Regions from separate parts of the Homo sapiens genome. Here region 2 is linked to region 1. The links are chromatin contacts, found by Hi-C or POLR2A ChIA-PET in ENCODE. All regions are on one chromosome and are shown on one strand. Each heading gives the region's core, a stretch centred on a gene start or an enhancer-like site at or near the end of the contact. The rest is flanking DNA. Distances are from core to core; before and after follow the strand shown.

What was found. A loop is a pair of places that touch in the nucleus more often than their neighbours do. ChIA-PET counts read pairs that join two places held with the same protein, here RNA polymerase II (POLR2A). Pooled maps may share reads with other maps.
Region 2: a loop to region 1 is called in a map of gastrocnemius medialis, with 6 times the contacts of the local background. The contact joins two enhancer-like sites. A Hi-C loop is called at or near these places in 6 of 168 maps with a recorded cell type or tissue (endothelial cell of hepatic sinusoid, gastrocnemius medialis, heart left ventricle and 2 more), 1 of 37 single-sample maps with no recorded cell type and 4 of 50 pooled maps. POLR2A ChIA-PET finds 5 or more read pairs at or near these places in 3 of 52 experiments (H1, activated T-cell and endothelial cell of umbilical vein).

What each region holds. Positions count from the first base shown.
Region 1 is chr21:46,346,603-46,351,209 of GRCh38, reverse strand. It overlaps PCNT (pericentrin), which reads right to left. Exons shown (of 47, transcript NM_006031.6): 5 at 4,212-4,467; 6 at 3,698-3,753; 7 at 2,024-2,198; 8 at 1,390-1,526. Among named protein-coding and RNA genes, the nearest start is that of PCNT, 25 kb to the right of the region's middle. Within about 2 kb of position 3,292, at least 4 of the 41 ENCODE cell types and tissues checked have a DNase peak (open chromatin) inside an H3K27ac peak, as active enhancers do; they include gastrocnemius medialis and psoas muscle, where a contact is called at or near this core.
Region 2 is chr21:46,391,159-46,395,724 of GRCh38, reverse strand. PCNT (pericentrin) reads right to left here. Exons shown (of 47, transcript NM_006031.6): 21 at 4,349-4,561. Among named protein-coding and RNA genes, the nearest start is that of DIP2A, 65 kb to the left of the region's middle. Within about 2 kb of position 2,669, at least 9 of the 41 ENCODE cell types and tissues checked have a DNase peak (open chromatin) inside an H3K27ac peak, as active enhancers do; they include gastrocnemius medialis and psoas muscle, where a contact is called at or near this core.

The DNA of each region.
Region 1 (4,607 bases), core at 2,043-4,542:
CAGAATCTCAGGAACTTCCAGGTCTGTCTCAGCTGAGGAGGTGGCACGGCCAGGTTCCATGCCGGCCGCAGCGGTGCAGTTTCATCTTGTGCACCTCCCTGCTTCGGTTTAGGGTCATACATACAGACTGCTGAATGGAATTTAGGGAGTCTTACTAGCCCACAGTACCCAAGACTCCCAAATAGGAGGTCTCTCAGTTTCAATACTTCTACATTAAGGAAGCAGGTACCTCTTACACCGTGACACTAAACTTTTCTGTACAATCAGCAAGAGCCCAGCCCAGCGCAGCATGGCGTGATTTCCTCCTGGGCAACGCTGCACCTGGGGCTGGCCTGTCCTCCTCATGGAAACGGCTCCTCCTACCTTTCCCAATCATGGGCATCAGGACCAGAAGATGCTACCAGCCCCCTCTTTCCCATCTCGGAGGGAGAGCCTGGAAGGGACCAGGGAGAGACTGGGGGTGTGGAGTGAGCCCCGGCCTGGACTCTCTGCAGGAGAGGAGGGTGTGTGGGCACCAGAGTCCCGCTGGGAGACACAAGGGGCCCAGGACAGGCCTCCCTAAGACCCTAGACCCCAACTACTTCCATATTCTCATGTTTGTAAATCTTTCACACACCACGATTAACCCTATCTCTGATTTATGCTTTAATTTCTTCAACTGATTCTTGGGATACTCAGTTTGAGTCTCAGGTTTGTCAGGCCTCCAATGAGGACCTGGCCACATCAACATTTTGATTGTAGTGCTTCATTAGAGAAGCATCTTGAATACACACAGCAGAAAGAAATGCTTGTTAACTTTTCCTAGGAATCTCGTGTGTACTGGATCACGGTTAGAGGATGTGGCCTTACACTCCTACCTAGTGTCTGCGATTTGTGTAACTGTCTCAGGGACGCCTGCAAAGAACATGCATTCCTAAGTACAAGATTGAACGTAATTATTAAATCAGTCTCAGAGACTATATCCTTACACTTTTATTCACCACTAACACTCTATTTATTTTTTTATTTCATTTTATTTTATTTATTTGCTTTTGAGACGGAGGCTCGCTGTTGCCCAGGATGGAGTGCAGTGGTGAGATCTCAGCTCACTGCAACCTCCACCTCCTAGGTTCAAGCGATTCTCGTGCCTCAGCCTCCCGAGTAGCTGGGATTACAGATGCCCACCACCATGCCTGGCTAATTTTTGTCTCAAACTCCTGAGCTCATGATCTGCCCACCTTGGCCTCCCAAAGTGATAGAGTTACAGGCGTGAACCACTGTTCCCAGCCAGTCTCTTTAAATTTAGAACTTAAGTTTTAGCAAATAACACAATACGAAATAGCCCAATTCCAAAATCTGTTAAAACTTCCCTAATATACCAAGTAATTAAATAACGAAGCTGCTGCCCACCTCCAGCTGTTTTTCTTTCTCGCTCTCTTTGAACTTGAACTCCAAGTCTTCTAAACACCGGCCGTGCTCGGACTGCAGGTCTTCACGTAACTTCTCAATGGCTGCTTGATGATGACTCTCCAGGTTCCTAAGGGCCCCTAGAAAGGTAAAGCAATGGCACTTGGTTTACAAGACATCACTCTCCTCAACAGCGACCTCAGTGACAATAATGGTGCACCCAGAGCGCTGCCACCCAGAGCCCCATCCTGGGCGCCCCCGGGCCCCTCGTTTGAGCCTCACATGCCTGATAGCACCAGGGGACATCGCCTACCCATGCCACCCACCATGAGGGTCAAGCTGGAACACACAACCCTGGAGTATGAAAAGTGAACAACCACAAAGCTGCTGCTTTGTAATAATTTAGCAACTGAACATGCCAAGAAAAATCTCTGAAACAAAGATCAGGAAGGTTTAAGGACCCTGAGAGACCTGTGACCCATGACGGCCACCAGCGTGTCACACGTGCATGGGGCCATCCAGCATTTAGAAGGTAGGAAACGTGCGCAATGACGCATGGTGACATGAACGACATTCCTTCCAGTACTACCTAGGAAAATTCAGTCCCACTCCAAACTTGCTCATTTTCATTACTTACGTTCAGCCTGGTTTTTGTCTTGAAAAATCTTCTCCAACTCAGCTCTCTGTTCTGCCAATTCTTTCTGAAACTGGTTTTGTAAATCCTCCATTTCTGATTGATGCTTTGCAGACAGTTCTTTGCGTAGATTTTCTAAACATAAATCTTTTTCAGATTCCCAATCTTCCTTCAGGGTCTAATTTAAAAGAAAAAAAAATTAAACTCAATAGTTGATTATCTGTGCTAAAGAAATTTAAATCACACAGTCAAAACCTCTGAGCAGGCCAGGCAACGTGGCTCATGCCTCTAATCCCAGCACTTTGAGAGGCTGAGGCAGGCAGATCGCCTGAGCCCAGGAGTTAGGGTTACAGACCAGCCCGGGCAACATAGTGAGACCCCATCTCTACAAAAAAAAAAATACAAAAATTAGTGGGATGTGGTGGCATGCAACTATAGTCCCAGCTACTCGGGAGGCTGAGGCAGGAGGATCAATTGAGCCCAGGAGGTCAAGACTGCAGTGAGCTGTGATTGTGCCACTGCACTCCAGCCTGGGAGGCAGAATGAGACCCTGTCTCAAAGAAAAAAAAGAATGGGCAGTCATGGCCCCCAACTAAACTGTCCTGACAGGCCTTACACCCAGTCTCTCCCCTGAATGCTGGCAGGACAGAAAAGCAGAAGCATCCAGGAGGCAAGCAGTTGAGGAAAAGTGAGCAAGGACCACCCACCACAAAACAGACTGCCATCTGCACACGAGGACCACCCACCCTGAAACAGACCAGCCTCTGCACAGGGACAACCCACCCTGAAACAGACCAGCCTCTGCACAGGGACCATCCACCCCAAAACAGACCTGCATCTGCACAAAGCGAGAGGACCACCTACCCTGAAACAGACCAGCCTCTGCACAAGGACCACCCACCCCGAAACAGACGAGCCTCTGCACGCAAGGCCTAATCCACACAGTCACCCTCAAAGCGTTAGTAATACATCTCCCTATAAGTCCCAGGGGCCAATGGCAACTTTGCCAACCTCCACCCAAGGGCTGGGCTCTGTCCCAAGTGTTCTGAGAAATGGGTCTCACTGCCTGCGTCAGAGGAGCAGGTGACCGGAACACAACCCCAAGCCTGGACTAACACCCATCGTCTGCCAAGGGCCTGAGAGCTGCCCAGATGCCTGACTCAGGAAGGGCCTCCACACTCAGCATGGCTGACAGCTCAGCCCTCTAGCGGAGGGCCTGGCAATGACGGGGCACTGCTACCTGTGGTCCCCAGTGAGGCCACCCACAGCAGGTGCAACCCACCCCACCCAAAACCTCCTCCCTGTGTGGTATTCTCCCCGGCACCCCAGCACCCACACCCCATGCACTGCAGGGAACTGCCACATCCACGAGGGCAGAGGCTGTGTCCCAGAACACAGCTCAGGGGCAGGCCATGGGGGCCACTCAGAAGACAGCATGGAGGGGCCGAGCAGTGCCTTTGTGTTATGCAAGTCAATGTGAAACAACAAAACAAGTTTTCTGACAAATACAAATGATATAAATAAACAAAGAACGCAATACACTTTCAACCAGCATATTCTAATAAAGCCTCGACTGGCTTCTGTCTGAATCAAGGTGAGGAGCGTTCTCATGGGACCTGGCGAGAAAGGAAAAACAACATACACAGAGGCGTGCATTTTAGAATCGATCCCGGGTACCTTTACTATCTGGGCGTTTTTCTCCATTTCTGATTGTAACTTCTCCTTCAGCTCAGCTGCAAGAAAAACAAAAAGCAGCTCAGGCCACTCCATCTCAACCTTTTCAGTGACCCAACTGCCCAGGAAACGACCAGGCTCTGGCACCCACTGGACACGTGCCAGCATTCACGGGCTAGCAGGATGTGTCTGTGATGATGCTTGGCTTTAATAACAAACTGAGGACACCGTGACTTCCAGACACACAGGACGATCTAAGAGAGGAGGTGAAGGTCAGCCCTGGGTCGCACCTATCACAGACCACCTGGAAACCTGCTCTAATAATCTCCTGGCCACAAAAACCCAAGGGCCCCCTTTGTTCACCCCTCTCATGGTGCCAGACACCAGGCAAGGTGCTGAGAACAGAGATGGGGAGACGGTGCTAGGGCGCCCCAGCTCCCAACCCCAAGAGGGAACAGGCACTAGAATGCCCACACCGAGCCCACACGCTGCCCGTGCCCGCCTAGCCATGCAGTACCTGCTTCCTGTCCACACCTGAGCACCACCTCCTCCTTCTCCCGTGCGTGCTGCTCCCTGAGGAGCTCCAGCTCGTGCTGCTGCCTGCTCTGTAGCAGGGCCAGCTCCTGGGCACGCCGGCTGTTGAGCATCTCCCGCAGCTCCGTCAATGCCGTCTCCTTCTCCTTCTGGAGGTTGGCCTGTGTCAGCTCCAGCTGCGCCGTGTGCATGTTGCTCAGACTCAGGCGCAGCGCCTCCAGCTCAAGGCCATGCACGGCCTGCGGCGGAGAAAAGGCCTCTGATAAGGGCCCATGGTCAGAACCAGGGCGCATCAGGGAGACACAGAAGCATGAATGAGAATGAGTAAGGAAGACACAGAAAATGAAACAGCAGACATCCCGTGGAAGCAGGGGCAGGA
Region 2 (4,566 bases), core at 1,420-3,919, 45 kb before region 1:
AGTCTCTATTTTATTACTATTATTTCTGAGATGGAGTGTCTGCTGCTGAATCCTGAAGTCTCTATTTTATTACTATTATTTCTGAGATGGAGTCTCTGTTGCTGAGTCCTGAAGTCTCTATTTTATTATTATTTCTGAGATGGAGTCTCTGCTGCTGAGTCCTGAAGTCTCTATTTTATTACTATTATTTCTGAGATGGAGTCTCTGCTGCTGAGTCCTGAAGTCTCTATTTTATTACTATTATTTCTGAGATGGAGTCTCTGCTGCTGAGTCCTGAAGTCTCTATTTTATTACTATTATTTCTGAGATGGAGTCTCTGCTGCTGAGTCCCGAAGTCTCTATTTTATTATAATTATTTCTGAGATGGAGTCTGGTTCTGGGATTACAGCTGTGAGCTACCACTCCCGGCCTGAATCCTGAAGTCTTTAAGCCACCCAAAAACTAAAATATTAAATTCATACATGTTAACTGACATTTCACCAGCTTCCAAAAAATCATTTTGATTTGTAAAAGTGTTAAGTCTTTTATCACAAACTATCATGACCAATGCAAGTAACATTCTCAATAAATGTTGATGCCACTGTCAGCAGTTAACGGCGAGTCCGCTGTAAACATGCTGCTGCGGTAACATTCACAACCTGAGACGTGCGGCGAGGCCTGAGGGCAGCTGCTCCCCTGACTGCACTCCCTGGGCCTGGACACGACCTGGGCTGTGCTTGGCCCAGAACATCACCATCTTCAGGGCCAGGGGCACTGGGGCAGGGTGCCTGCTGACATGCACGCAGACTCAGGGAGGCACACGAGGATCGCAATCCCAGCTGGCGAAGCAGGTGACACCCACGCTGAACAGGCACAGGGGATCCAGGGGGCCCAGGCCCTCCCTGGAGACCAGAGCTGGGACCCAGCCCAAGAACAGCTGTAACTATCACAAGACATCAGTTTCTGAAAAGCAGCACAAACTGTAGCTTAGGCACTGTAGTAAAGACCGTTAGAGAAATGCTCCTGTTTTGCTGGGGCGTTAAAATGGGACAACTCCACCCATTTTTATGAATACTGAAGATTAGAGTATCGCTGTATTTATTGTTTGCCACAAAAGGTCTGAAGTACTTTTCTTTAGTAAATAATTTGCAAAATCCAGTGCAAACAAACAGCACGTCACACACAAATCAATCGTTTGTCTTTACAAACCTGAGTCCTTGTGTGCTGCAGTGACAGCTGTGCCTATGAACAAGAGTTTGCGTTTACTGAGGTGGAAACAGAAACGTGCAGCTGAGAATGTGAGAGCTAGAACCAGTGACGGCAGCGTCAGCAGCAGGGCTCTGGGCAACGCTGCTGGCCTTGAACAACCTCCAGACTCAGCGCCCACCATGCCCACAACTGCCTGTGCGGCTGCAGGCCCATCAACTTTTCAAGGAGACAAAGAGAACAAAAGGGACAGATGGCAACACCTGAAGAGAGCCACAAAACACCACACAGCGAAGGGGGCGTCACGCAACACGGCGAGGCAGGGCCGCTGCACACCAGGGCCGGGTTCACGCCACCGTCAGAGCCTAGGCCCTGCCGGGAGAGTGGTCAGGGCCGGTAGCTGGCGCAGAGTCACACAACCGCAGAGCCAGGGTGAAAGGAAAGAAAACAAACCAGAGTGAGAAACTAGGGCAGGGTTAACCATGTCGAAAGGAAAGCAAACAAAGAGGACCCCAGAGAAACAACGAGAATTTCCCAGTGACAAAGTTGGCCCGAGCCTGCGAAAGGGCTCCATGAGATCCACTCCCGGCATGCCAGGCGCCTGCCACTGCAAGGCCCATGGTAAGCCTCAGCTTCAATCCTGGGGCCTGCAGGGAGCCCAGCCAGGCTATGGACACCCAGGGCCCACATCCACCTGTCACGACACTCCCTGGTGGGCCAGGCTTTGTGGCAGGAGATGAACCAGAGGCAAGGCAGCAGACGGGCCACCACAGCCTTGGGAAGAAGCCCTGCAGTGCTCAGACCCACGTGCTCAGGCCCAGGGCACGACACAGGCACCTGACACGGGGGCGCTAGCCACAGGGCCCCGGCCTCACCGGGCCGTTCAACAGAATGCAGGCCACACACCCCTTTATCTGCCCGGAGGCCTGACAAACGAAGTGACTGGCTGAAGTCCAAGGGCTCGAGGTGATGAAACACCAGGTGGTCTCCCCCGGCGGGGTGTGGCCCAGCGCCGGCTGGCTGGGCGCGAAGACACTGGAAATGGGGCAGCAGAGTCTACAGGGAGGGGCCCGACCATGAGGCTGCCCCCGGACAGCAGAGGACAAGCAGAGAAAGCATCGGAGAAACAGCGACAACGGACGCCCAGATGCAACAGCACCGCCAGGGCAAAGATGCTGAGAGCGATGCAGGACGTCAGAGACGTTCCTGAAAACACCCTGAAAAATCCTGAGGAGATGCAGGAAAACGAGGGCGTCAAAGGAAAAGAAACAGGATCTCGAGTCATGTCTCCAGCACCACTTCACTGGTGGAGGAAGGGACCTGAAGAGACTCCAGGCCCTCCTGGCCCTGGAGGTTCCCCCGCACTCCCCCTGTGGACACACAGAGTGCGGGGGCAACAGGGCTTAGAGGCCCGTGGGGAGATGACGCCGCCCTGAGCCCGGCAGCAGGCAACACCGCAGTGAGGACTTCACAGCTGGCCAAGGAAAATCCACCCCCGAGCAAGGGCCCAACGCCAGGAGGTGCGGCAAATAAAACTTGGCTAAATGACTAAAAGAAGATACTCACAGACAGGCTTTTAAAAAACAGTCATGAATATGGTATCCATACAAGGCACAACTAAAACAGAGTATTAAAAAAGACTTAAAATAAAAGGACAAGAAAAGATACACGAGGGGAAAAACACCAGGCTAATCCTTCAGCATCAGAAATTTATATAAAAAATAGAACGGGATAAACGAGAATGACAGAAATGAACCAAGAAAAGGAGAGGACAAAGTGTGGGCACAGTCATAGGCAGAGTTTAAAACATCCCGTGGGACCAATGTCTTCCACCCTGGAAAACGCCCCCTGGGCCAAAGAATTATAAGCTTGTGGGACCCAGATGTCAACACGAGCACCACAGGTGGAAAGGCTGGGGCACCACGAGGAGGCACGACCTGAACCCCACATCCTGTGAAAGGCAGCAAACATGTCCAAAAGCGTCCAACCCAACGAAGGCAGTGAGAAACCATAGGAGCTGGCCGGGCATGGTGGCTCACGCCTGCGATCCCAGCACTATGGGAGGCCGAGGCAGGCAGATCACTTGAGGTCAGGAGTTCGAGACCAGGCTGGCTAACATGGTGAAACCCCATCTCTACCAAAAACATAAAAAATTAGCCAGGTGTGGTGGTGCTCACCTGTAATCCCAGCTACTTGGGAGGCTGAGGCAGGAGAATCACTTGAACCCAGGAGGCGGAGGTTGCAGTGAACTGAGATCACGCCACTACACTCCAGCCTGGGGACACAGCGAGACTCCATCTCAAAAAAAACAAAAACAAAAACAAAACCATAGGAACAAGGAATCACACGAACAAGGGCAAAAATCAGCAAGACAGAAGACAGCAAATGAGAATGGCCACAAAAATCAAAAGCTGGTTGTTTTCTAAAGAGAAAAATGTAAAAAAATAATAATAATAATAAATGAGACTTCTGAATTGGCTGAGGTGGTGCCTGCGATGCCCAAGCTTCTAACTCCAATCTGTGTTCTGAAGGGATGACCCCGAGGCCACGGCCATCCTGGAAGGAACTTTTAGAGAAGCGCAGGCCCCTCTGCCTCCCACGTGCCTGAGATGCACGAATGCAATGTGAAAAGCCTTTGCTCGAGCTGAACCAGCTACTGAGGACGCAGCTCCCTGCAGGCTCGACATTTTAAACTTATGTTTTGACAGTTTTCATTTTAAATACCTTTGAGACTAAAATATCTAAAAATCTGAAAAGATACAAACTAATATTGTTAACACTATGTTTTCCTAATGAGGGTTAATATCAGGCACTTGGTTATTTTAAATGAAATTTTAAAGTAGCTCTTGTTTGCCGCACTCGGCTCTGCCTCCAGCTGCTGCTGTTGGACTCAGAGCCCCTCTTATTTCCACCTCACAGAGGTGGGGACCCTCCAACCAGCAGGACCGACAGACAACCCGCCTTCTCTGAAAGGGCAGCAAAGCCAGTGGATGCCTCACCTGATCCGCACAAGCTTCCCATGCCCAGTGTTCCAGGAGAAGCTGCGTGCTGGTTTACACTTGACCCTCTAGAGACACTGAGTGTCCTTGGGAGCTGGGGAAACCGTGGCAGCTGTATCCGCGCCCCACAGCTCGCACCACCCTCCACAGCCCGCGCTCCTTACCAGCTTCTCTGGCCTCGGCGTCCGTGGCTGTGGCCTCCCCCCGACTCCACAGACGGGTGCACTCCTCCCTCAGCGCCGCCTGCTCCTGGGCCGCCTGCTGCAGCTGCCGTCTCAGGCTCTCCAGCTCCAGCACCAGACGGTGCTCGGAATCCTCCTTCCCGGCCAGCACCTCCTTCAGATCTGCTGTCTCCACCTTGAATCCCTCAAGGGTACCTTTG